3 separate regions of the Homo sapiens genome follow, and all the other regions are linked to region 1. Evidence: read pairs that join two places in POLR2A ChIA-PET (ENCODE). Cell type or tissue: HepG2. All regions are shown on one strand. Region 1 holds the start of LOC124901674 (a long non-coding RNA gene). Region 2 holds the start of LOC124901679 (a long non-coding RNA gene). Region 3 has its middle 60 kb from the start of MDH2.

The links. Peaks named below come from ENCODE experiments on the same cell type or tissue, not always from the same donor. Only the 100,000 strongest peaks of a DNase experiment are listed, where the experiment ranks them.
Region 2: POLR2A ChIA-PET joins it to region 1 with 11 read pairs; 12 of 35 experiments call an interaction of 5 or more read pairs at or near these places.
Region 3: POLR2A ChIA-PET joins it to region 1 with 12 read pairs; 8 of 35 experiments call an interaction of 5 or more read pairs at or near these places.

Annotation. Positions count from the first base shown.
Region 1 is chr7:76,161,812-76,169,811 of GRCh38, forward strand. LOC124901674 (a long non-coding RNA gene) reads right to left here and starts at 2,577. Exons shown (of 7, transcript XR_007060385.1): 1 at 2,200-2,577; 2 at 1,476-1,606; 3 at 1,110-1,286. In HepG2, no CTCF peak of the experiment used is centred here; DNase peaks (open chromatin) are centred at 1,140 and 4,890; H3K4me3 peaks cover 712 bases.
Region 2 is chr7:76,256,038-76,264,037 of GRCh38, forward strand. SRRM3 (serine/arginine repetitive matrix 3) reads left to right here. Exons shown (of 15, transcript NM_001110199.3): 4 at 3,869-3,997; 5 at 4,080-4,160; 6 at 4,837-4,866; 7 at 5,315-5,377; 8 at 5,509-5,544. LOC124901679 (a long non-coding RNA gene) reads right to left here and starts at 3,559. Exons shown (of 3, transcript XR_007060392.1): 1 at 2,882-3,559; 2 at 1,829-1,952. RefSeq lists silencers at 4,154-4,448, 4,433-4,512 and an enhancer at 5,401-5,924. In HepG2, CTCF peaks have their summits at 2,183 and 7,083 (motif pointing left); DNase peaks (open chromatin) are centred at 4,294 and 7,074; H3K4me3 peaks cover 776 bases.
Region 3 is chr7:76,104,283-76,112,282 of GRCh38, forward strand. It overlaps the pseudogene GTF2IP7. Among named protein-coding and RNA genes, the nearest start is that of MDH2, 60 kb to the left of the region's middle. In HepG2, no CTCF peak of the experiment used is centred here; DNase peaks (open chromatin) are centred at 2,129, 4,399 and 4,839; H3K4me3 peaks cover 4,853 bases.

The DNA.
Region 1 (8,000 bases):
GTCAACTAGGTAATGCATCAAGATAAAAGTAGAGACAATAGGGGCATCTTGATGAATATCGAATTTTTTTTTTTTAGACAGAATTTTGCTCTTTTTGCCCAGACTAGAGTGCAATGGTGTGATCTTGGCTCACCACAACCGCCACCTCCCAGGTTCAAGCAATTCTCCTCCCTTGGCCTCCTGAGTAGCTGGGACTACAGGCATACGCCACCACGCCCAGATAATTTTGTGTTTTTAGTAGAGAAAGGGTTTCTCCATGTTGGTCAGGCTGGTCTCGAACTCCCATCTGAGGTGATCCACGTGCCTCAGCCTCCCACAGTGCTGGGATTACAGGCGTGAGCCACCGTGCCTGGCCAAATTAACAAATTTAACAAAGCAGATAGAGAGAAACAATTACTTTAAAAAAATAAAAAATGGCCTGGCGAGTTGGCTCATGCCTATAATCCCAGCACTTTAGGAGGCCGAGGTGGGTGGATCACAAGGTCCAGAGTTTAAGACCAGCCTGGCCAAGATCGTGAAACCTTGTCTCACCTAAAAATACAAAATTAGTGGGGCATGGTGGTGGGCACCTGTAATCCCACCTGCTTGGTAGGCTGAGGCAGAGAATTGCTTGAACCTGGCAGACGGAGGTTGCAGTGAGCTGAGATCGCACCACTGCACTCCAGCCTCGGTGACAAGAGTGAGACTCCATCTCAAAAAACAATATATATATATATACGTATATATGCGTGTGTATATATACACGTATATATGTGTGTATATATACGTATATATGTGTGTATATATATGTATATATGTGTGTGTATATATATACATATGTGTGTGTATATATATATACGTATATGTGTGTGTATATATATACGTATATATATGTGTGTATATATATATCTATTCAATTAAACCCCTAAGATCCAGGGATTTGCAATAAATATGTAAATAAATCCCAAATATCTATGCTGAATGTTTAAAATAAATGCTAATTGATAATTAGAGAAATACAACTTTTCCTTAGCTTTCTAGCAATCTAGAAACAAAGAATGTTTCTAATATTTAGACAGACACTACAAAGTACCTTACAAGGAGAGACATGTAAGGATGGCATGACTCACCAGCAGCCCTGGGCTTGTCCACAGTACCCCCATGATGAACAGTAACTCCATTGTGTAAATGCTCATGAACAAACTATCACAGGACTTTTCCAGTTCAGACACACCATATTTTCTTTCAGACAATTCTTCAACTTGTTTACGTAGATCAGCAATACAATTATTCCATTTCTCTGAAAACTGACCAAAAGTTGATTCTCAATACATCCCTATGTCAGAGCAGCAATAACATATAATGACTTATTTTCTATATTTTACATCCTAACAAACCATATCATTTTACTGCTTTCGAAAAAAATTTTCCCCTTTTTGGTGGTTCTTAGAATTACTTTAAAGGGAGACTATAAGAGAAGTTTTAAAGTTTAGTACCTCTTTTTAGCCTTTTAATTCTGAAAAGCAGGAGGGCAGAGAAGATCAACCAAATTAAACACAACAGCAGGGAGGCCACAATGAGGACGTCTCCAGGGGTCTTTTAGCAAACTTCCTAAAACATGTCTCAGCTGTGTGGAAATAAGATTTTACGGTGGTGGTGCGGGCCTGTAATCCTAGCATTTCAGGAGCAGAGGCAGGGCAGATCGCTTTGAGCTAAGGGCAACACGGTAGAAACCCCCCTCCCCTCCCCCACCCCCCAGTCCCACCCCCATCTCTACCAAAAATACAAAACTTAGCCAGGCGTGGTGGCAGGCGCCCGTAGTCCCAGCTACTTGGGAAGCTGAGGCAGGAGAATTGCTTGAACCCAGGAGGCGGATGTTACAGTGGGCCGAGACCACGCCACTGCCAGCCTGGATGACAGAGCAATACTCCGTCTCAAAAAACAAAAACACAAGGTTAAGAGGGACCCCAGACCTTACATATACAAGTTTAACTGGGACCCCAAAGCAAAAAATCCCAACCCTTTTTCTCCCAATCACTGAAACACCAGGAGGGTGTAACAGTTTTGTAGCCTAGCTGTAGTAGGCTGATGCCCCCAAGATGCCCATATCCTAATCCCGGGAACCGGTGAACATGACCTTATATGGCAAAAGGGGCTTTGCAAGTATAATGAAGTTAAGGGTCTTTGGCCAGCTTGTCCCGGCAGGGTTTATGTACTCACCTGGATCCTCGTAAGAGCACAGCAGGTGATGGAGAGCGGTGGGAGGTGTAGTGATGAAAGCAGGAAACTCGAGTCATTCCAGAAGGGCAGCACAAGCTAAGGAGTACAGGCCGCCTCCAGGGCCAGGAAACAGATTCTCCCGCAGAGCCTGGGAAGGCACTGACCCTGCTCCCACCTTGACTCAGTGGGACTGATTTTAGAATTCTGGCCTTCAGAAATGTAAGGGAATACCTCTGTGCTGTTTTAAGCCACTAAGTGTGTGGTAATTTATTGCAGCAGCAACGTGAAGCCTCAAAACCCACCTGAAGGGGCCAGGCGCAGTGGCTCACACCTGCAGTCCCAGCACTTTGGGAAGCCGAGGTGGGCAGATCACTTCAGGTCAGGAGTTCCAGACCAGCCTGGCCAACATGGTGAAACCCCGTCTCTACAAAAAATACAAAAATTAGGCAGGTGTGGTGGCACATGCCTGTAATCTCAGCTACTCAGGAGGCTGACACATGGGAATCACTTGAACCCGGAGGGGGCCGCGGGGGGACGGGGGAGGGGGGATGGAGGTTGCAGTGAGCTGAGATTGCGCCACTGCCCTCCAGCCTGGGTGACAGAGTGAGATTCCGTCTCAAAAAAAAAAAAAAAAAAACCCACCTGAAGAAGGTTTCCAGTTCTGCCAGCAGTCCCCCACCCAACCCCCAGAAGCAGACATTCCTTTGCTGTGGGCCATGAACAGGCAGAAGGAAGCGCCTCCTCATGGCAGAGGCCTACCCAGGAGAAACCCAAGGGAAGGCACTGCCGGGCCAGCCCCTCTGCCAAAGCCATTTTCTTTTTTCTTTTTTTTTTTTTTTTTTTGAGACACAGTTTCACTCTGTCTCCCAGACTGGAGTGCAGTGGCACAATCTCGGCTCACTTCAACCTCTGCCTCCCCAGTTCAAACGATTCTCCTGCCTCAACCTTCTGAGTAGCTGGGATTACATGAGCATAGCACACCTAGCTAATTTTTGTATTTTTAGCAGAGACAGGGTTTTGCCATGTTGCCCAGGCTAGACTCGAACTCTTGGCCTCAAGTGATCCACCTGTCTCAGCCTCCCAAAGTGCTGGGATTACAGGAGTGAGCCACCGCACCCAGCACTCGTCAAGGTCTTTGATGGCAGGTTTTTCCAGGTGATCAGTTCTTGTCTGGTCTGGCTCTGTCCCACTCTCCCTCTCACCAAGTTGGAACCCCTAGCTAGTTTTCAGATGGGAAGAATGTGTACCCCAATCCCAACTTGGTATGGTTCAGATCTGCATTTAACTCATGAAGCCTGGCTGCTCCCCAGGTCCTGGAGAAAAAAAAGGGTCTCGCTGCAGGTATGATACAGGACGGGCCTATCCCCAGGACCCGCCTGTCCCCAGGACCCTGTAAGAGGGAAGCCCAAATTCCCACCAGGTTGGGAGGGCTGGGGAAGGGAAAGTGTTATGGTAGCCCCAAGACTAAAAAGAGGCAGCAGAGGGAGCAGGACAGTGCTCCCAGGTAACTCATGCCGCTGCCTGAGTGAGGTGAGGGAAGAGTGCACCCACTGACGTCAGGGGGCAGAGAGGCGCGCTTCCAGGGCGGCTTTTCCCCTCGCTTCTTGCCATTTTACTCTGATCCCCTCCAGGTGAGCCTGCCCACTTTGGGCCCAGGGTTGCCGCTGGGGCCTGTACCCAAAAGCAGCCCCCCGTGGCCATGGCCCCAGGAGTGGGGCAGAGCAGGGAGGAGTCCTGGACCGAGGAGACGCAGGGGCAGGAAGGAATGGGCCTCAAACTCCAGGAGGGGGCCCTTCTCATGGGTCCTGCTTTCTGGCCTCTCCTCTCTTACCCCTGGGCTGATCACCCTGGGAAGAACTAAGCCAAGGTTTCTCACCCTCAGGTCCGAGGGGTTCAATTAACGGGCCCTTAGGGAGGTGCGAGCCTCCTGAAACGATGCAAGGTGCCTGGCCTAATTTTTATATTTTTAGTAGAGATGGGGTTTCACCATATTGGCCAGGCTGGTCTCGAGTTCCTGACTTCAAGTGATCGGAATGCCTCGGGCACACAAAATGTTGGAATTACAGGCGTGAGCCAACGCGCCCGGCCAGCCCTATTTATTTAAGCCTATACATTTTGCACTTGTTAAAAGTATTTGAACATACAATTACCATGTTTTCTTTAAGCGGTCCCTCCCTGTTGCACACTTGGATAGTTTATTTTTTTAGACAAGGTTTACTTCAGTCTCGCAGGATAGAGTGCTGTGATGGGATCATAGCTCATTGCAGCCTTGAACCTTGGGGTTCAAGTATCTGGGAAGCTGAGGAGGGACTACAGAGATGGAGTCGCGCCATGTTGCCCAGGCCGCTCTTTAACTCCTGGCCTGAAGGGATCCTTCCGCCTCGGCGGAGCCCGGACATAGTTTTCTAGTTTTGACCCACAGAAACACTGTGCTGGGTCGGAGTTTGTCAACTACCCTTCTCCAGCCAGCAACACACAGAACATGGCGGGGAAGTCACGGTCACCAGGCTCCAAACCGAGGAGAAAACAGCCCAGCTCCAGGCACTGTAGCGTCACTGTGACATCGCCGAAGGCCGGCGCTATTACGTCGCCGGAAGGCCCGCGCCTGTGACGTCAGCGGAGGCGCGCCCCTTCTGTAGAACCAATCGGAACTCGAGGCGCGGCGGCTGGGTATTCCAGGAGAGCGCATGCGCAGACGCGTGGCCACAGACTGCCGGTCAGTGTCAGTAGGCGGCGGGTTAGTGTCCGCAGGCTCCGACTCGGCCGCCGACACCAATAAGCTACAAGGACGAGCTTTACCACTGCCTGTACTACTGCTACCTGCGCGACTTCCCAGCCTGCGGCGTAGGGCGCAGCAAGGGCCTGACGCTGAGCGAGTAGGCGCTGCGCACCAAGCGGCTGTGGCCCGGAGGGCACTGTCGGGCAGAAGCTCCTCAGTGGCCACCACAAGCCCGCTAGCTCCGGCTACAGCCCTTGCCGCACACTCGCGTCACCTGAGCCTGTGTAGGTGCGCCCCCCCAACTCCTCCCCCAGCCAGGTCCCGGGGACACCGGCAGCGTCCCCCACCGCCCGGCGCCGCTCATTCTGGGCAGGATCGGCCCCGTCTGAGGCTACACCGCATTAGGGAGCTGCACCCCTCGGCTTGACCTCTCATGGCCTTTGCAACAACATCAAAGCCTTTGGAACTTTGTAGGGGGTACGAGGGGCTAGGAAACCAAGAAAACATCTCTTTAAAAATATAAGCGATCGGGCCGGGCACGGTGGCTCACGCCTTTAATCCCAGCACTTTGGGAGGCCGAGACAGGTGGATCACGAGGTCGGAAATTCAAGACCATCCTGGCCAGCATGGTGAATGCCGTCTATACTAAAAATAAAAAATTAGCCGGGCGTGGTGGCGGGCACATGTAATACCAGCTATTCGGGAGGCTGAGGCAGAGGCAGAGAATTGCTTGAACCCGGGGGGCGGCGGCTGCAGTGAGCCGAGATCGCGCCACTGCACTCCAGCCTGGGCGACAGACCGAGACTCCAACTAAAAAAAAAAAAATATATATATATATATATATATATATATATATATATTTGGAGCCCGGGAGGTTGAGGTTACCGTGAGCTGAGATTACGCCACTGCACTTCAGCCTGGGTGACAGAGGGAGACCATGTCTCTAAAAAAAATTACATGTGAGTGAGAGCTTTTCTTCCAGTGCTCATGCTCAGACTGAAGAAAGTAATTGGGCCGGCCTGGTAACTCACGCCCTTAATCCTAGCACTTTGGGAGGCCGAGGTGGGCAGATCCCTTGAGCTCAGGCGTTCCAGACTAGCTTGAGCAACATGGTGAAATTCGGTCTCTACAAAAATACAAAAAATTAGCTGGGCGTCGTGGTGGGCGCCTGTAGTCCCAGCTACTCAGGAGGCTGAGGCAGGAGAATGGTGTGAACCCGGGAGGCAGAGCTTGCAGTGAGCCGAGATCGCGCCATTGCACTCCAGCCTGGGCGACAGAGTGAGACTCCATCTCAAAAAAAAGAAAATGGAAACTTTTGCCAGTGATTCCCTTCCTTCAAACTAATGATAAGGAAATGACGCTGTTCTGTTTTGTTTTCTTTTTGCATGTTTTTTTTTCTTTTTTGAGAGAGGGTCTTGCTCTGTTGCCCAGGCTGGAGTGAGGTGGCGCAATCATGGCTCACTGCAGCCTCGACCTCCCAGACTCAAGCAATCCTTTCCCCAGCCTCCCAAGTAGCTGAGACTGCAGGTGTTTACTACCACAGTTGGCTAATTTTTGTATTTTTTGTAGAGACAGGGTTTCACCATGTTGCCCAGGGTGGTCTCAAACTCCTGGGCTCAGCTATCCTCTACCCTCGGCCTCCCAAAGTGCTGGGATTACAGGCGTGAGCCACTGTACCTGGCTGATGCTGTTCTTTTCAAATGCATATTTACTTTTTTTTTTTTTTTTTTTTTTTTTGAGATGGAGTCTCACTCTGTCTCCCCAGCTGGAGTGCAGTGGTGCAATCTTGGCTCACTGCAGCCTGGTCTTGAACTCCTGACCTCAGATGATCCACATGCCTTGGCATCCCAAATTGCTGGGATTACAGGTGTGATCCACCACACGTGACGATTTTGCTCATTTTAGATACTAGAACTTGTTAATTAAAAAAATATATATATTTTTTGAGCTGGAGTGCAGTGGCATGATCTCGGCTCACTGCCACCTCCGCCTCCTGGGTTCAAGTGATTCTCCTGCCTCAGCCTCTCGAGTAGCTGGGACTACAGGCACATGCCACCATGCCCAGCTAATTTTTGTATTTTTAGTAGAGACAGGGTTTCGCCATGTTGGCCAGGATGGTCTTGATCTCTTGACCTCATGATCCACCTGCCTCGGCCTCCCAAAATGCATGAGCCACTGCGCCCAGCCAAAAAAAAATTTTTTTTTGAGGCAAAATCTCACTCTGTCATGCAGGCTGGAGTACAGTGGCACAGTCACAGCTCACTGCAGCCTCGACTTCCTTGACTCAGGTGATTCTCCCACCATAGTCTCCAAGTATCTGGGACTACAGGTACACGCCAGCACACCTGGCTAATTTTTGTTTGTTTGTTTGTTTTTTGAGATAGAGTCTCACTCTGTTGCCCAGGCTAGAGTGCAGTGGCGTGACCTCGGCTCACTGCAAGCTCTGCCTCCTGGGTTCATGCCATTCTCCTGCCTCCACCTCCTGAGTAGCTGGGACTACAGGTGCCTGTCACCACGTCTGGCTAAATTTTTTGTATTTTTAATAGAGACAGGGTTTCACCGTATTAGCCAGGATGGTCTTGATCTCCTGACCTCATGATCTGCCCGCCTCAGCCTCCCAAAGTCCTGGGATTACAGGCATGAGCCACCGCGTCCAGCCCACACCCAGCTAATTTTTTTTTTTGTATTTTGTAGAGAAGGTGTTTTGCCATATTGCCCAGGCTGGTCTCAAACTCCTGGGCTTCAAGCGATCTTCCAGCCTCAGCCTCCTGAAGTGCTAGGATTACAGGCATGAGTCACTGCTCCCAGCCTTTTTAATTCAATTTAAATTATAAATGTGATCGCTATAGAAAATATGTGTATTATTTATCTGCTGCTATGTAACAAATTACTCCAGACCTAGTGGCTTAAAATAAATACTTAGGGCCAGGCACAGTGGCTCATGCCTGTAATCCCAATACTTTGGGAGGCCGAGGTGGGCAGATGGCTTGAGTCCAGCAGTTTAAGATCAGCCTGGGCAACATAGTAAGACTCCATCCCTACAGAAAATGCAAACATTAGCCAGGCGTGGTGGTGCACACCT
Region 2 (8,000 bases), 94 kb after region 1:
TGACCGAGAACTTAGTCATGCCTGGATTCAAACCTGTCTCTGTGAATCTGTTACAGGAAAGGGATTTGATCTAAACCCCAAGAGAGGGTTCTTGAATCTCACTCAAGAAAGACTTCAGAGGGAGTCCACAGTGCAAAGCAAAAGCAAGTTTATTAAGAGAGTAAAGGAACGAAAGAATGGCCACTCAGGCAGGGCACAGTGGCTCATGTCTGTAATCCCAGCACTTTGGGAGGCCGAGGCAGGTAGATCACCTGAGGTCAGGAGTTCGAGACCAGCCTGTCCAACATGGTGAAACCCCGTCTCTACTAAAAATACAAAAATTGGCCGGGCGTGGTGGCAGGTGCCTATAATCCCAGCTACTTGGGAGAATGAGGCAGGAGAATCGCTTGAACCCTGGAGGCGGAGGTTGCAGTGAGCCGAGATCACGCCACTGCACTCCAGCCTGGGCGACAAGAGCAAGACTCTGTTTAAAAAAAAAAAAGAATGGCTACTTCATAGACAGAGCAGCCCCGAGGGCTGCTGGTTGCCCATTTATATTGTTATTTCTTGATGATATGCTAAACAAGGGGTGGATTATTCGTGCCTCCCCTTTCTAGACTACAAAGGGTAACTTCCTGACATTGCCATGTCACTCTCATCACCATCTTGGTTTTGGTGGGTTTTGGCCGGCTTCTTTTTCTTTTTTTTTTTTTTTGGAGTTTCATCCTTTTTGCCCAGGCTAGAGTGCAATGGCATGATCTCGGCTCACTGCAACCTCCGCCTCCTGGGTTCAAGCGATTCTCCTGCCTCAGCCTCCCGAGTAGCTAAGATTACAGGTGTGCGCCACCACGCCTGGCTAATTTTGTGTTTTTAGTAGAGACAGGGTTTCTCCATGTTGGGTCAGGCTGGTCTTGAACTCCCGACCTCTGGTGATCCGCCCGCCTCAGCCTCCCAAAGTGCTGGGATTACAGGCGTGAGCCACCCGCCAGGCCCTTGGCTGGCTTCTTTACTGCAACCTGTTTTATCAGCGAGGTCTTTATGACCTGTATTTTGTGCTGACCTCCTATCTCATCCTGCGACTCAGAATGCCTAACCTCCTGGGAATGCAGACCAGTAGGTCTCAGCCTCATTTTATACAGCTCCTATTCAAGATGGAGTTGCTCTGGTTCACATGCCTCTGACAAATCCAAAACTCATGTTCTTAATGCTCTGCCGATCCAAGCCCTTTTCCCTATTGCTGTAGGAGGGGAAGGGGTGAGCCAGGTGGACAGCACCCAGAAGTAAGGGGAGCTCTGCTGAAACCAGGGCTAAGCCTCCATCTTGGTGGGGGAGGGCACTGTCTGAGCCAGCTTGGATAAAAAATGGAAGGTCGGGGCCACCCCCCTAGAGACAGGTCTCTGGAGGGTCACTTCCAGGCTTGTTCAATTAAAAAAAAAAAAAAAAAAAAAAGAAGGCCAGGCATGGTGGCTCACACCTATAATCCTAGTACTTTGGGAGGCCAAGGCAAGATAATTTCTTGAGCAATCCTCCTGGGTTGAGGCCAGGAGGTCAAGACCAGCCTGGGCAACATAGTGAGACCCCATCTCTACAAAAAAAGTTTTTTTTAATTAGTTGGGAGTGGTGGTGTGCTCCTGTAGTCCCAGCTACTCTGGAGGCTGGAGTGGGAGGATCGCTTGAGGCCAGGAGTTCAAGGCTGCAGCGAGCTGTGATGGCACAACTGCACTCCAGCCTCGCGACAGGGTGAGACCCTGTCTCAAAAAATAAAATAAAAAATAAAAAATAAACTGCACAGCACCTATGACCTCAGCAAATTCTCCCAACAGCCCTGGAATGGAGTTATCACTCTCACCTTCGAGAAGAGGCTCACAGAGGGACACGGCAGGCTCCAGGTCACAAGGCGGCTCAGGACAGTGCAGGATGAGCCCTTGTCTGGAGCTTCAAATCTCATGCTCTTGCCTCCAGCCCAGCTACCTCTAGAAAAAAAGAAGCGCTCTGAGAAGAGCCTGTAGGGAGCCAACATCTGTGGCAGAGGCTGGCTGGGGCTGCGGGAGCAGGGACAGGAGGTGTCTGGTCCCTGCTGAGCGAAAAGGAGAGTTCTGTAAGATGGATAGGGAGTATTGGAGGCCCCCACCCTCTGCCACCAGGCTTGATTGATGAGCACAGTCCTGCTGCCAGAGATGAGCAGGGGGGGCCCCTGGAGGCTGCAGAGGGGAGGGCGAGGAGAGGCTATGAATATTTCAGCGACAGAGGCCGGGCTGGAGGAAAGGAGGGGAAGCGGGGCAGGGAGGCACTCAGCCAGCGGGAGGGGGCTCAGGGACTAGGACACCCAGGTGAGGAAAGACCCACATCATTGAGCCAGGGCTCGGGGAGGGCGGAGATAGGCCAGGAGGAAGGGGCTCTTTAAGAAATTAGAGTTTGCCGGGCGCGGTGGCTCACGCCTGTAATCCCAGCACGTTGGGAGGCCAAGGTGGGTGGATCACAAGGTCAGGAGTTCAAGACCAGCCTGGCCAGCATGGTGAAACCCCGTCTCTACTAAAAATACAAAAAATTAGCTGGGCGTGGTGGTGCATGCCTGTAGTCCCAGCTACTCGGGAGGCTGAGGCAGGAGAATTGCTTGAACCCAGCAGGCGGAGGATGCAGTGAGCTGAGATCATGCCACTGCACTCCAGCCTAGTCGACAGAGTGAGACTCCATCTCAAAAAAAAAAAAAAAAAAAAGAAAAAGAAAAAGAAAAAAAAAAAAGGAAGAAATTAGAGTTCGCCGTGCGCGGTGGCTCACGCCTGTAATCCCAGCACTTTGGGAGGCCAAAGCTGGCAGATCATCTGAGATCGGGAGTTCCATACCAGCCTGACTAACATGGAGAAACCCCATCTCTACTAAAAATACAAAAATTAGCGGGCACCTGTAATCCCAGCTACTCGGGAGGCTGAGGCAGGAGAATCACTTGAACCCAGGAAGCGGAGGTTGCAGTGAGGTGAGATTGCAGGAGACTGCAGCAGGCAGAGGTTGCAGTGAGGCGAGATCGGGCCCCTGCACTCCAGCCAGGACAACGGAGTGAGACTGAAAAAAAAAAGAAAGAAAAGAAAAGAGAAATTAGGGTTCAGTGAGAGAAAGGAGGGGTGGGGATGGGGTTCCCAGAATAGGACAGTAGGGTTAGGGGCACAGGGATCAAATGGGGGGTTCACTGAGGGGGAGGGCTTCAATGAATGGGGCTAGGATATGGAGGGGATTCAGTGAAGAAGAGGAGCCTCATCTAAGGAGTAGCCACACACACCCCACCCACGACTGCAGGGTGGCTCATGCCTGGAATTCCAGCACTTTGAGAGATCAAACGGGAGGATCGCTTGAGGCCAGGAGTTCGAAACCAGCCTGAGCAACATAGTGAGACCCCGTCTCTGCAAAATTTTTCAAATTAGCCAGGGTAGGGGTCCACGCCTGTAGTCCCAGCTACTCAAGAGGCTGAGGAGGAAGGATCGCTTGGGCCCAGAAGTTCAAGGCTGCAGTGAGCTATGATCCCACCGCTGCAACCCAGCCTGAGCAACAGAGCAAGACCCTATCTCCAAAATTAAAAAAAAAAAAAAGAGGAGGGGGCTTACTGAGATGGTGAGAACTCAGAAGGGGTGCGGGCTAAATAAGGGGCTCGGTTATCTCCTTCTTTTTTGCAAAAGATTGTACCGTGAGGTCGGGGACCTGTAGGGGATGTGCCCCGTTGGGTTCCCCAAATCTCTGCCTAGCCCTGTAAGGCCAGGGGCCGCAGTTACCCCTCGCCCCTCCCCCAGCCGGGTAGCAGCCCGCAGACTTGCGGGGCTAGGTCAGGCCCCCTGCGCCGAGAAAAGGGGTGAAGAAAAGTCGTCCCGAGACTGGTGGTGAGCGTCCCTGTCGCCGGCAGTGTGGCGGAGACCCCGCGGCTGACCGAGGGCGCTGAGCCGGGCCTGGAGTACGCGCCCTTTGACGATGACGACGGCCCAGTGGACTGTGACTGCCCGGCCTCCTGCTACCGCGGCCACCGCGGGTACAGGTCAGCGGCCGCCGCGGCGGGGGTGGGGGGCGCGCGGGGCTGCCCCCCCTCACCGCCCCCACCCCCGCCCCTTCTCCCCCAGGACCAAGCATTGGTCTAGCAGCTCGGCATCGCCCCCTCCCAAGAAAAAGAAGAAAAAGAAAGGCGGCCACCGGAGAAGCCGGTGAGAACCGCGCCTGACCGGAGCGGGAAGGGAGGAGGAGGTGGGGTCTCTCCCCGGATGCCCGTCCCTGGCTCACAACCATGCAGCATTTGTGAGCCCCGCCCCTCTCTGAGCCCCTCCCTCGCCCTCCCCGTGCCGTCCCCCGACTAGGTGCCCTCCGGGTAACTGAACCCACCCCAGGCCTCAAGCTCCTCCCCTCGCTAGGCCCCGCCCCTCGACAAGCCCCTCCCCTTCGCTAGGTTCCGCCCCCCAAGGAGCCCCTCCCCTTCTCTGGGGCCCGCCCCTCACCGAGCCCCTCCCCTTCTCTAGGACCCGCCCCTCATCGAGGTCCTCTCCCCACTAGGCCCCACCCCTCATCGAGCCCCTCCCCTTATCTGGGATCCGCCCCTCACTGAGCCCTTCTCTAGCACCTGCCTCTCACTGAATCCCCCAGAGCCAGACTCACTGACCGGGCCCGTGTGTTACCAGCACCTGCTCCCAGTCCCCCTCTGCCCTCCCAGGGGTCCCGTGCCCACCAACACTAGTGCGAGTGGCCCTGGGGAGGAGGGGCCTCATCTGCCATCCCCGAATCTCTCTGTCCACCCTCCCCTGTCCTGCGTGAGACCCTGGCAAGTGTCTGGGGCCCCAACTAACCCCATCCATCCGTCTGTCCTTTCTTCCTGGCATCTGCCCTCAGCAAAAAGAGGAGACTGGAGTCCGAATGCAGGTCAGTGGGGACAGAGCTGGCTGGGGCCAGGGCGGGGGATGTCTGTGGGTGGGAGAGATTCCAAGGCCATCCCCCAGAGGCCGGAGGCCTGGACCCTCAGGGCCTGCACCTGGACACTGCCAAGGTGCAAGTTTTGCCCCTACAGAGGCCGTGAATCCCACCGTTGGAGCCTCTGACTTCTGGGTTTGAAACTATCTTTGCCCACAATGCCAGGGGGGACATTGTTGTCCCCACAATTGTGGGGACAACATAGGCAGCGCCATCAACTACCCTGAGGGACCTTGGCGACCCTTGGGGCCTCGGGTCACTCTGTACAAGGGACCTTGGGCTTCCTGGCCTGGAATTCCCTTTCCAGCTTCAATGTCCCAAGCACCCAGGTCTCTCCAGCCATTTCCAGCCCCCCACCCCCCACCCCAGCTCACTAGAGCCCACCTCCCTGTGTCCACAGCTGTGGGAGCTCCTCACCCCTCCGCAAGAAGAAGAAGAGTGTGAAGAAGCATCGCCGAGACAGGTACCCTTGCTGCCCCCACCCTGGGGCCTCCTCTTCCTCCCGTGGGGCCCAGGGCCAGGGCTGTGGCCCTCCATAGGTCTCCCCTGGGCCACCCCAGGCAGGCTCAAGAGAACTCCTTTATCGCCCTACAGGTCTGATTCTGGGTCCCGGAGGAAGAGACGGCACAGGTGAGCGGCGCTTTGCAGAGGACATGGTCAGTGGTCCCTTAAGGACCAAAGCCCAAAGGACGCAATGATGGGAGGGGGTTTTGAGGGTCCCACAGGGCTCCATCCTTCAGCTCCAGGGTTCCTTCCCACAGCCAGGCTGCGGGGACAGGGCAGTGGAGAAGGAGCATGAAAACCAACTGTTTGCAACCCTTGCCTGCCCCATGCATCAGCCATGACGTGGTGACCCCAAGAATTTCTAGACAACATGGCAGGTCCAATGCCCAAGGGGTGTGTCTGTCTGTGGAGGTGCCAGTTAGACAAGCAGAAACACCGAGACCCTGAATTTGCAGGGAAACAGCTCGCGAGGCAGGAGGACCTCTGTGAGCTGGGAGGGCTCCATGGATAGGAGGCAGGGTCGGGGAGCTGTGGCTAGAGGTAGAGTTTCTCGGGGACAGGTGCTAGCCTCCCAACAGGTTTGACTGCCAGGTTATGGAGCCATCCTCCACCCAGGAGGGCTGGGGGTTAGTGTGGGGGAGCTCTGAGCAGGGCAGTGGCTTGTTCAGGGTGGACTGGGGGAGGGGAGAGGAAGTGAAAGGCAGGAGTCCAGGTGGAGGCAGAGTGGTGCAGGAGAAGAGGGTTGCTGAGAAAGCAGAAAACAGCCTGAGCCAGGCACGGTGGCTCACACCTATAATCCCAGCACTGTGGGAGGCTGAGGCAGGTGGATCGCTTGAGGCCAGGAGTTTGACACCAGCCTGGACAACATGGTGAAATCCTGTCTCTACTGAAAATACGAAAATTAGCTGGGTGTGGTGGCAAGCGCCTGTAATCCCAGCTACTCGAGAGGCTGAGGCAGGAGAATCACTTGAACCCGGGTGGCGGAGGTTGCAGTGAGCCAAGAGATTGCAGTGGAGTGCACAGCACTCCAGCCTGGGTGACACAGCGAGACTCTGTCTCAGAAAAAAAAAAAAAAAAAAACAAAGTCTGGGTGTGGTGGCTCATGCCTGTAATCCCAGCACTTTGGGAGGCCGAGGTGGCTGGATCATTTGAAGTCAGGACTTTGAGACCAGCTTGGCCAACATAGTCAGTCTCTACTGAAAATACAAAAATTATCTGGGCATGGTGGCGGGTGCCTGTAATCCCAGCTACTTGGGAGGCTGAGGTAGGAGAATCGCTTGATACTGGGAGGAGGAAATTACAGGGAGCTGAGATCGCACCACTGCACTCCAGTCTGGGCGACAGAGCAAGACTCCATCTCAAAAAAAAGAAAGAAAGAAAGAAAGAAAAGAAAAGGAAAGGAAAAGAAGGGAAAAGGGAAAGGAGAGGAGAGGAGAGCTCGGAAGGAAGTTGTGGGGCAGTCACATTCCAGAGGTGGCATCAGAGCCAGACCCCCTTCCAGCAGCCCAGAGGAAGGGCAGAGTCTGGAGTTCCTTCTTTGTAGTGGGAATTTGCCAAGTAGGGGAGGAGCCTACATAAACACCTAATCCTGCCCCTCCAATGTCCCCAATTTTTCATCTTCCCCTGGCCTCCCAGTGTCTATGGATCAGTGTGGGTCCCTACTGCCCCCAAGTGGCCACCATTAGCTTACACACACCCTCTGGCCAGCTCCCATCCTTCCTGGACAGGTCCTAAAAGTGAACTAGGAATAGACCAACTTCCAATGGGGAGACTGAAGCCCAAAGCAGGCTCCAGCACCCAAACCCATAGCCTCCGGGCCTTCCCCGCAGTCACTCTGCTCCTGTGGGAGCACATTTCTGTGTTCCTTAGTATGGCTTTGTTTTGGGGTCAGAAGGACTGAAGGGATCTGGTGGCACCAGGGAGGATGGGGCTGAGGATTGGGGTTGGGTGAGACCTTTGAGGGCTAACCAGAAGCTTCTCAGGCCTTTCATCAAAGGTAGAGGGTGCTGGGTTGGGGGGCTTGCCCCAGAGGGCTGGATGGGATGTGACAGGAAGCTGTGGGAGTTGGGAGGGGGCAGCCCTGCAGATGGATCCAGAGATGTCATTCAAAAGCAGGGAGATTGGCCAGGCACGGTGGCTCACATCTGTAATCCCAGCACTTTGGAGGGCTGAGGTGGGCAGATCACTTGAGGCCAGGAGTTCGAGACCAGCCTGGCCAACATGGTGAAATCCTGTTTCTACTAAAACAAACAAACAAACAAACAAAAAATAGCCAGACGTGGTGGCAGGCTACTGTAATCCCAGCTACCTGGGAGGCTGAGGCATGAGAATTGCTTGAACCTGCAAGGTGGAGGTTGCAGTGAGCTGAGATTGTGCCACTGCACACCAGCCTGGGCAACAGAGCGGGACTCTGTCTCAAGACAAAAAAAAAAAAAAAAAAAAAAAAAAAAGCAGGGACATCATGCCCTTGGGAAAGCATTTCTTTCCTAAACCCCTGGTGAGCTGGCCTAGGGCTGGGCCAGTCTGGGAGCACACGGAGGAAGGGGGCACAGGAGGTATGATTATCAGGCCACACCCCAATA
Region 3 (8,000 bases), 58 kb before region 1:
ATAGGGACAAGCAAAAAAAAAAAAGTCACTTGTAATTCCATGACTCAATGGATAACATTAGTAGTTGGGTATATATAATTCCAATATTCAAAATATATATTTACTTTCTTAAAATATAAACACACTATATGTACTGTGGTGTAATCTGCTCTTTCACTTAATGTATTGTAAAAATACCTTTCATGTCAAATATTCTTAATTTTTTTTTTTAATTGAGACAGCGTTTTGTTTTTGTCACCCAGGCTGGAGTGCAATGGTGCAATCTCCACGCACTGCAACCTCTGCTTCGTGGGTTCATGCGATTCTCCTGCCTCAGCCTCCGAAGTAGCTGGGATTACAAGCATGGGCCACCACGTCAAGCTAATTTTTTGTATTTTTAGTAGACACAGGGTTTCACCATGTTGGCTAGGCTAGTCTAAAACTCCTGACCTCAAGTGATTACCCGCCTCGGCCTCCCAAAGTGCTGGGATTACAGGCATGAGCCACTGCACCAGATTTTTTAATGGCTGCATACATTTCATCATATGTATGTATCATAACATTTAATGAATTCTATTATGGGATACTTAGGCTGTTACAGGATTTCCCTGTATACATTTTGTTAAATGAACATCCCTACAGCACATTTATTTGTAGAATCATGACTGTTTCTTAAATCCCTAGAAGTGAAATTTCTGGAACACAGTTTGCATAACTTTAAAACTTCAAATGCCTGTTACCTAATTTGAGCAGAATTTTTACTGCAATAATCAAGAGTCCATTTGGCCAAATGTCTTATCTATGACAACACCTGCAAAAGTTCAAATATTGATAACTATAAGTGAATTTGTTGAGAGTGACTGAAATCACTACAGAATGCAAAGTTGCTGTAAAAACTTTACTAAAGAGTGAACTGGCCGGGCATGGTAGCTAATGCCTGTAATCCGAGCACTTTGGGACGCTGAGGTGAGCAGATTGCCTGAGCTCAGGAGTTTGAGACTGGCGTGGACAACACGGTGAAATCCCATCTGTACTAAAATACAGAATTATCTGGGCATGGTTGTGGGCCCATCACCATGACACCCGGCTAACTTTTTTGTATTTTTAGTAGAGACAGGGTTTCACCATGTTACCTAGGCTGGTCTGGAACTCCTGACCTCAAGTGATCCACCCGCCTTGGCCTCCTAAAGTGCTGGGACTACAGCTGTGAACCACCGTGCCTGGCCTGGTTTTTGTTTTTTTTAATATATATATTTATATATACAGGGTCTTACTCTCTCACCCAGGCTGAAGTACAGTGGTACAATCATAGCTCACTGCAGCCTCAAACTCCTGGGCTCAAGTGATCCTCCTGCCTTACCCTCCTAAGTAGCTCCTGGGACTACAGGCATGCAACCTCATCTCTACTAACAATAAAAATTAGCCAGGCGTGGTGATGCACGGGAGTCACCCCTGCTTGGGAGGCTAAGGCAAGAGGATCGCTTAGGCCTAGGAGTTAGAGGCTGCAGTAAGCTATTATCACGCCACTGCACTCCAGCCTAGGTGACAAGAGTGAGACCCTGTCTCAAAATAAAAAATAAAAAAAGAAGTTTGAATATAATTATCTTTTTTAAAAAAAGACAATGGATTCTGTTACTATTTCATTATTGTCAGTACAGAGAAAATGCTCATTTTTAAAAACCTAGATGAGGGGTAGACCAGTAAACATCATTTGTACACACAGGACCTGCCAACCCACCAGGCAAAAAAGAGGCCTCCACTGAGCAAGTCTAACTGCTAGATGCTATGTCATATTTAAACTTCATGAGATCTGGCCAGGCATAGTAACTGATGCCTGAAAATCCCTGCAGGCCAAGGCGAAAGGGTTGCTTGAGGCCAGGAGTTTGAGACCAGCCTGGGAAACAGCGAGACTCAGTTTCCACAAAAACTTTTTTAAAAATTAGCTGGGTGTGGTGGTGTGTGCCTCTGGTCCCAGCTGCTTGGGAGGCTGAGGCAGGAGGATCGCTTGAGCCCAGGAGTTCAAGGCTGCAGTGAGTCATGATCGTGCCACTGCACGCAGGCCTGGGTGGCAGAGTGAGACTCTGTCTCCACAATAAATAAGTAAACATCGTATGATCCGTACCAGGGTACAGGCAGGTGTTATCCCCACTTTTCATCCTCAACTCTGAGTTGAGTCATACATCAACTCTGATGACTTTTGTTTGCACTCCCCTTAAGTCATCCACAGGAACAGCTACTTTACATAGAAAAGTCAATCTCAGAGGGTTGACTAACTTGCCCAATTACTGAAAAAGGTAAAGCTTCAATTAGCACCCAGGCTCATCTGATGCTAGTATTCCCTCTCCACCCCTCCATGTGGCTTCTCTTTATTTATTTTAATTTTCTTTGAGACAGAGTTTCACTCGTTGCCCAGGCTGGAGTGCAATGGCGCTATCTTGGCTCACTGCAACCTCTACCTCCTGGGTTCAAGCGATTCTCCTGCCTCAGGCTCCCAAGTAGCTGGGATTACAGGTGCCTGCCACAATACCCATTTAATTTTTTGTACTTTTAGTAGATAGGGGGTTTCACCATATTGACCAGGCTGGTCTTGAACTCCTGACCTCAAGTGATCCACCCGCCTAATCCTCCCAAAGTGCTGGGATTACAGGCATGAGCCACCGTGCCTGGCCTTGGCTTCCCTTTAATAAATCACCACTCAATTTGATGTGGAGGCTCTGTTAGTTCGCAAAATATAATGAGTGGATTATTTCCAAATCCACTTCCTCTGTTTTATCTATCAGTGTAATCAAGGGCCAGGGTCTTCCCTTGTTCTTGCCTCAAGGTGAAACAGAAGTGGCTTCCCTGTGCTCCGCAGCAGGTTAGACCTAGGCTTAAATCCTGAAGAGTGCTGAGACTCCACTGCACACTGCCATGCCGAGGCCCCTGTGATGTGTCTCGACAGGGGTCCTCTCCCTCCAAGCTCCATGAACCCCAGTGCTGGGACCCTGGTCACCAGCCTAAACTTAGTCTCAGAGTTCAGTAACCTTTAGGAACCCTGAAGCCCGTGACTTCTCACACCCCTGCCATCCTATTCTTAGTTCTCTGTCTGTATTAACTCAATTAATCCTGACAACTTTTGATGCAGAAACTATTGTTTTTTATGTTTTACAGGTGAAGAAACTGAGGCTTGGAGACGCAATGCAGCCTGCCCAAAATCACATGGTTAATAAGTTGCAGAACTAGAATTCAAACTCCAAGTCTACCTCCTGGACCCAAGCTCTTAACCCCTGTGCTATGAGCTAATAACATATGGAGAATTTTGATTATTTTCCTTAGCATTTACCACCATATAACATAATATGCATTATACTTATTTATCTTGTTTATGCCTGTCTCTCCCACTAGACTATAAGCCCCACGAGGGCAAAGATCTTTATTAACTGTATCAGCATCTAGAATAGGCCCCAACCATAGAGTAGGCACCCAGTACATATATATATATATATATACACACACACACACACGTTTATACACACACATATACATACACATAGATATATAATTTTGTATTTATATTTTTGAGACAGAGTCTCTGTCGCCAGGCTGGAGTGCAGTGGCGCAATCTCGGCTCACTGCAACCTCCGCCTCCTGGATTCAAGCCATTCTCGTGCCTTAGCCTCCCAAACAGCTGGGATCACAGGCCTGCGCCACCATGCCTGGCTAATTTTTGTATTTTTAGTAGAGACGGGGTTTTACCATGTTGTCCAGGCTACTCTTGAACTCCCAGCCTCAAGTGATCCACCCACCTCAGCCTCCCATAGTGCTGGGATTACAGGTATGAGCCACCAGGCCCAGCCGACATCCCCTGCCTTGATACAGATATTCACAGCTTCCTGCTTGAGGAAATGTTAATGGACCAAGAACACAGTCCCCCTATTCCTTGGAGATTTCAGAGATTGAAAACAATCTCAAACACCAAACACAACTTACCAAAAGCTGCCTTGAGGGAGATGGATAGGTGAGGTCACCACATTCCTCGTCTTTCTGACACCACAGAGAAGCTTCCACTCTAAGGAAGCAGAAACATGAGCTGTTGCTTTCTCTTAAGGTTTGAAACTCAGGTGCCTTATTTCCCCCAATGTATTCTTCCATTAGTAGGTAGTAAGTATAAAGCAAAACAAAATAAGCAACTACCTGATCCTCTTTTGAATGGCAAGATCTTTCTTCTCATCATCAGTGAGCCGAGATCGTGCCACCACACTCCAGCCTGGGCAACAGAGCAAGACTCCTTCTCAAAAAAATAACAAGTCAGTGGATGTCATCTTTCCTCATTCCTCCCAGGGGTGCGCATTTTTCAGCATTCCCCAGTCACATCTTTCACTAGCATTGGATTGATGACATTTCCCATAGCACCCAGTCTTCCAGGCTCACTGGGGTTCTGGACAGAACGCATATTTACAGAGATGAGTCATGATGTACTTTTCAATCTGATCCATTATCTTCTCAACCCTTTCTGGAGGCACTGAAATAGCCAAACAGACAGAAAAGCTCAAGAGAGTATATATACTCCTTGTACCGGTAGTAAGTAAGCCACTCCTTGTACTGGCAGTAAGCCTAAAAGTACTCACAGATTATATTAATCCTTCAGGAGAGTAAAATCTATCCATTAATATTATTTCCAATATCCACTGTTGCAGGATTTTTCCTTAGTTCAGCTAAAGATGGGGTCCTTGTCCGTCTCAAGGCCACAAAAATTTAGGCTCGCAGACGGTTTGAATAGTGAGTAAGACAGGGTTTTATTGGGACTCTCACAAGGCCAGAGTCCCTGCTAGAGTGCTTTCCGCCAGCAGCTAGAATACTGGGTTTTACACAGTAAGAAGACGTGCCAGGCTCCTCCCCACTATCAACAGTGCAAACATCCTGAAGTTCCACCCCAGTGCACAGGCCGGTTGGAGTTTTTCCGGGGAGCTCCACCCCACTGCACAGGCCGGTTGGAGTTTTTCCGGGGACCCCTTCCTACCTAGCAGTCTCACCATGACCATCTCATTCTTTTTGCTACATCTACATATTATTAAATAGATTTAATGCATGTTTTGATAATTTACGTATTTTATGGACACTTCTATTTATCTAACCCACTGAACATTTTTGGTGGCTTTATAACATTCCATTATATTAACTGACTTATTCGACTCTCCTCTACCACTGTGCATTTAGGTTGATTCCCCTCTTTCACTGTTGTGCATCATAGCTATAAATAATTTTGTAAGGACTATCTTCTTTTGGGTTACTTCTCTGTGATACATCTCCAAAAGTGGCATTAACCTCTTAATAAGAATAAACAACTTTATAGTGCTAAGTATCTATTGCTAGCCACACTCCTCAGAAACTCAGTGCACACTGTCATTAACCACGTGTATGCGCTTATTTCCCTATGGCCCTTACAACATTGGGCTTGATAATTTGTATTTGATTTTACTGATTTTATATGTAGAACATACGTATGTATTCCTCACTTTCTGCCAAAGAATATTTAAAGTCTATTTAAAAGATAAATGCAGTTCAGCACAACAGACTAGAAAATAAAAAGAATAACAAATAACTGTAATCCCAGTGCTCTGGAAGGCTGCAGCTAGAGGATCGATTGAGCCTAGGAGTTCAAGACCAGCCTGGGCAACATAGTGAGACCCCACCTCCAGTAAAGACAGATAGATAGATAGATAGAGAGAGAGAGAGAGATACATAGATAGACAGACAGATTATGATAGATATTTTAAAAATTCTTTAAAAACTTTAGGCTGGGTGTGGTGGCTCACGCCTGTAATCCCAACACTTTGGGAGGCCAAGGCGGGCAGATCACAAGGTCAGGAGATCGAGACCATCCTGGCTAACATGGTGAAACTCCGTCTATATTAAAAATACAAAAACAAAATTATCTGGGCGTGGTGGCTGGCGCCTGTAGTCCCAGCTACTCAGGAGGCTGAGGCAGGAGAATGGTGTGAACCTGGGAGGCGGAGCTTGCAGTGAGCCGAGACTGCACCACTGCACTCCAGCCTGGGCAACAGAGTGAGACTCCACATCAAAAAAAAAAAAAAAAAAAAATCACACATGGAGAGAGACCTGAAGCAGAGCCACAGATGACAAGACAGAAATGTTCTCCTGGAATATGTCTAAATTAGTCAAGAGTCAGCCCATACATCTGTCTCTAACTAAACTTTTTAGCAACCATCACTAAGATGAAAACAGTCACATAATTCAGGGTTCAAAACATGAAAGCAAACTAATTCTTCAGGTGAAATTCTGACACCAAAATCAGAAATTTCTCCCAAGGGTTCTCACAAGGATGTCACAGTAGAAGAGCATGAATAAGGCCAAGAACAAACCCCCAGAACTGGCTGTCTCAGACCTCATCTACACAGGCCACTGACATCACACGCCAAGCGCCAATACATCCTGTGGAAGCCCACAGCAGTCTGACCGTCTGGCTTAACTCTAAAAGGATGGCAGGACACTTGGGGTCAGAGGCAGTCACCTCATTCCCTCAGTGAAAATGGCCAAGCACTCATGGCACTTTGTGATCACCTTGACTGCAGCCCTAATCACTGTCAACTAGTTACTCATATACATGTCATTTGGCTGAATTAAAATTGATCCCTCATCTATAAAAGCCTAGGTACTACCTTTAGTAAAGTTTAGATATTTCACTGTATTAAGCTCTTATTTATATTCATGACTTCCCATGTTTTTTATTGCACAGATTTTTAAAAAGTTAATATTATTAAGCCTTTTATCTGGTCATTAAAAACAATTCTTTTGGCCAGGCGCAGTGCCTCACACCTGTAATCCCAGAACTTTGGGAGGCCGAGGCGGGCAGATCACCTTAGGTCAGGAGTTCAAGACCAGCCTGGCCAACATGGCAAAACCCCGTCTCTACTAAAAATACAAAAATTAGCTGGGCAGGCTACTGCACACCTGAAATCCAGCTACTCGGGAGGCTGAGGCAGGACAATCGCTTGAACCCGAGAGGTGGAGGTTGCAGTCAGCCAAGATTGCGCCGTTGCACTCCAGCCTGGGCGGCAGAGCGACACTCTGTCTCAAAAACAAACAAACCAAACAAACACATTTTTTGTAAGTTTTTAATTTTATTTCTCTTTTTATTTTATTTGTTTTTTAATATATAGAAACAAGGTCTCACTATGTTGCCCAGTCTTGTCTCAAACTCCTGGGCTTAACTGATCCTCCTGCCTTGACCTCTAAAAGTGCTGGGATTATAGGTGTGAGCCACCATGCCCAGGTAAAACAATTTTTTGATAGTTCAATTTTTGCTTCTCTCTACAGCTGAAATACGTATCCTAAGGTACTGTTCATATATATATATATATTTTTCTTTTCTTTTCTTTTTTTTCCCCCGAGACGGAGTCTCGCTCTCTCACACAGGCTGCAGTGGTGTGATCTCATTGTAACCTCTGCCTCCCTGGTTCAAGCGATTCTCCTGCCTTGGCCTCCCAAGTAGCTGGAATTACAGGCAGGAACCACCACGCCCAAGCTAATTTTTTTTTTTTTTTTTTTTTTTTTTGAGATAGTCTCACTCTGTCCCTAAGGAGTACAATGGTGTGATCTTGGCTCAGTGCAACCTCCACCTCCCGGTTCAAGTGATCCTCCTGCCTCAGCCTCCTGAGTAGCTAGGATTACAGGCACCTACTACAACACTCAGATAATTTTTATATTTTTAGTAGTGATGGAGTTTCCCCATGTTGACCAGGCTGCTCTCAAACTCCTAGCCTCAACTCATCTGGCTGCCTCGGCCTCCCAAAGTGATGGGATTATAGGCATGAGCCACCATACCCAGCTCATATCCTAATCTACTTTCTTCTCAATTTTTTCATGTCAAGCTCTTTAATTTGGCTGGAATGTAAGGTGCATGGTATGAAACACAGAACTAAAACTCTATACAAGTGTATCTGTCATCACCATCAGCAGTTAGTAAAGCACAACCTTGTTCCCCCTCGTCCTCACAGGTGTCATGTAACTTGCTCCTGAGA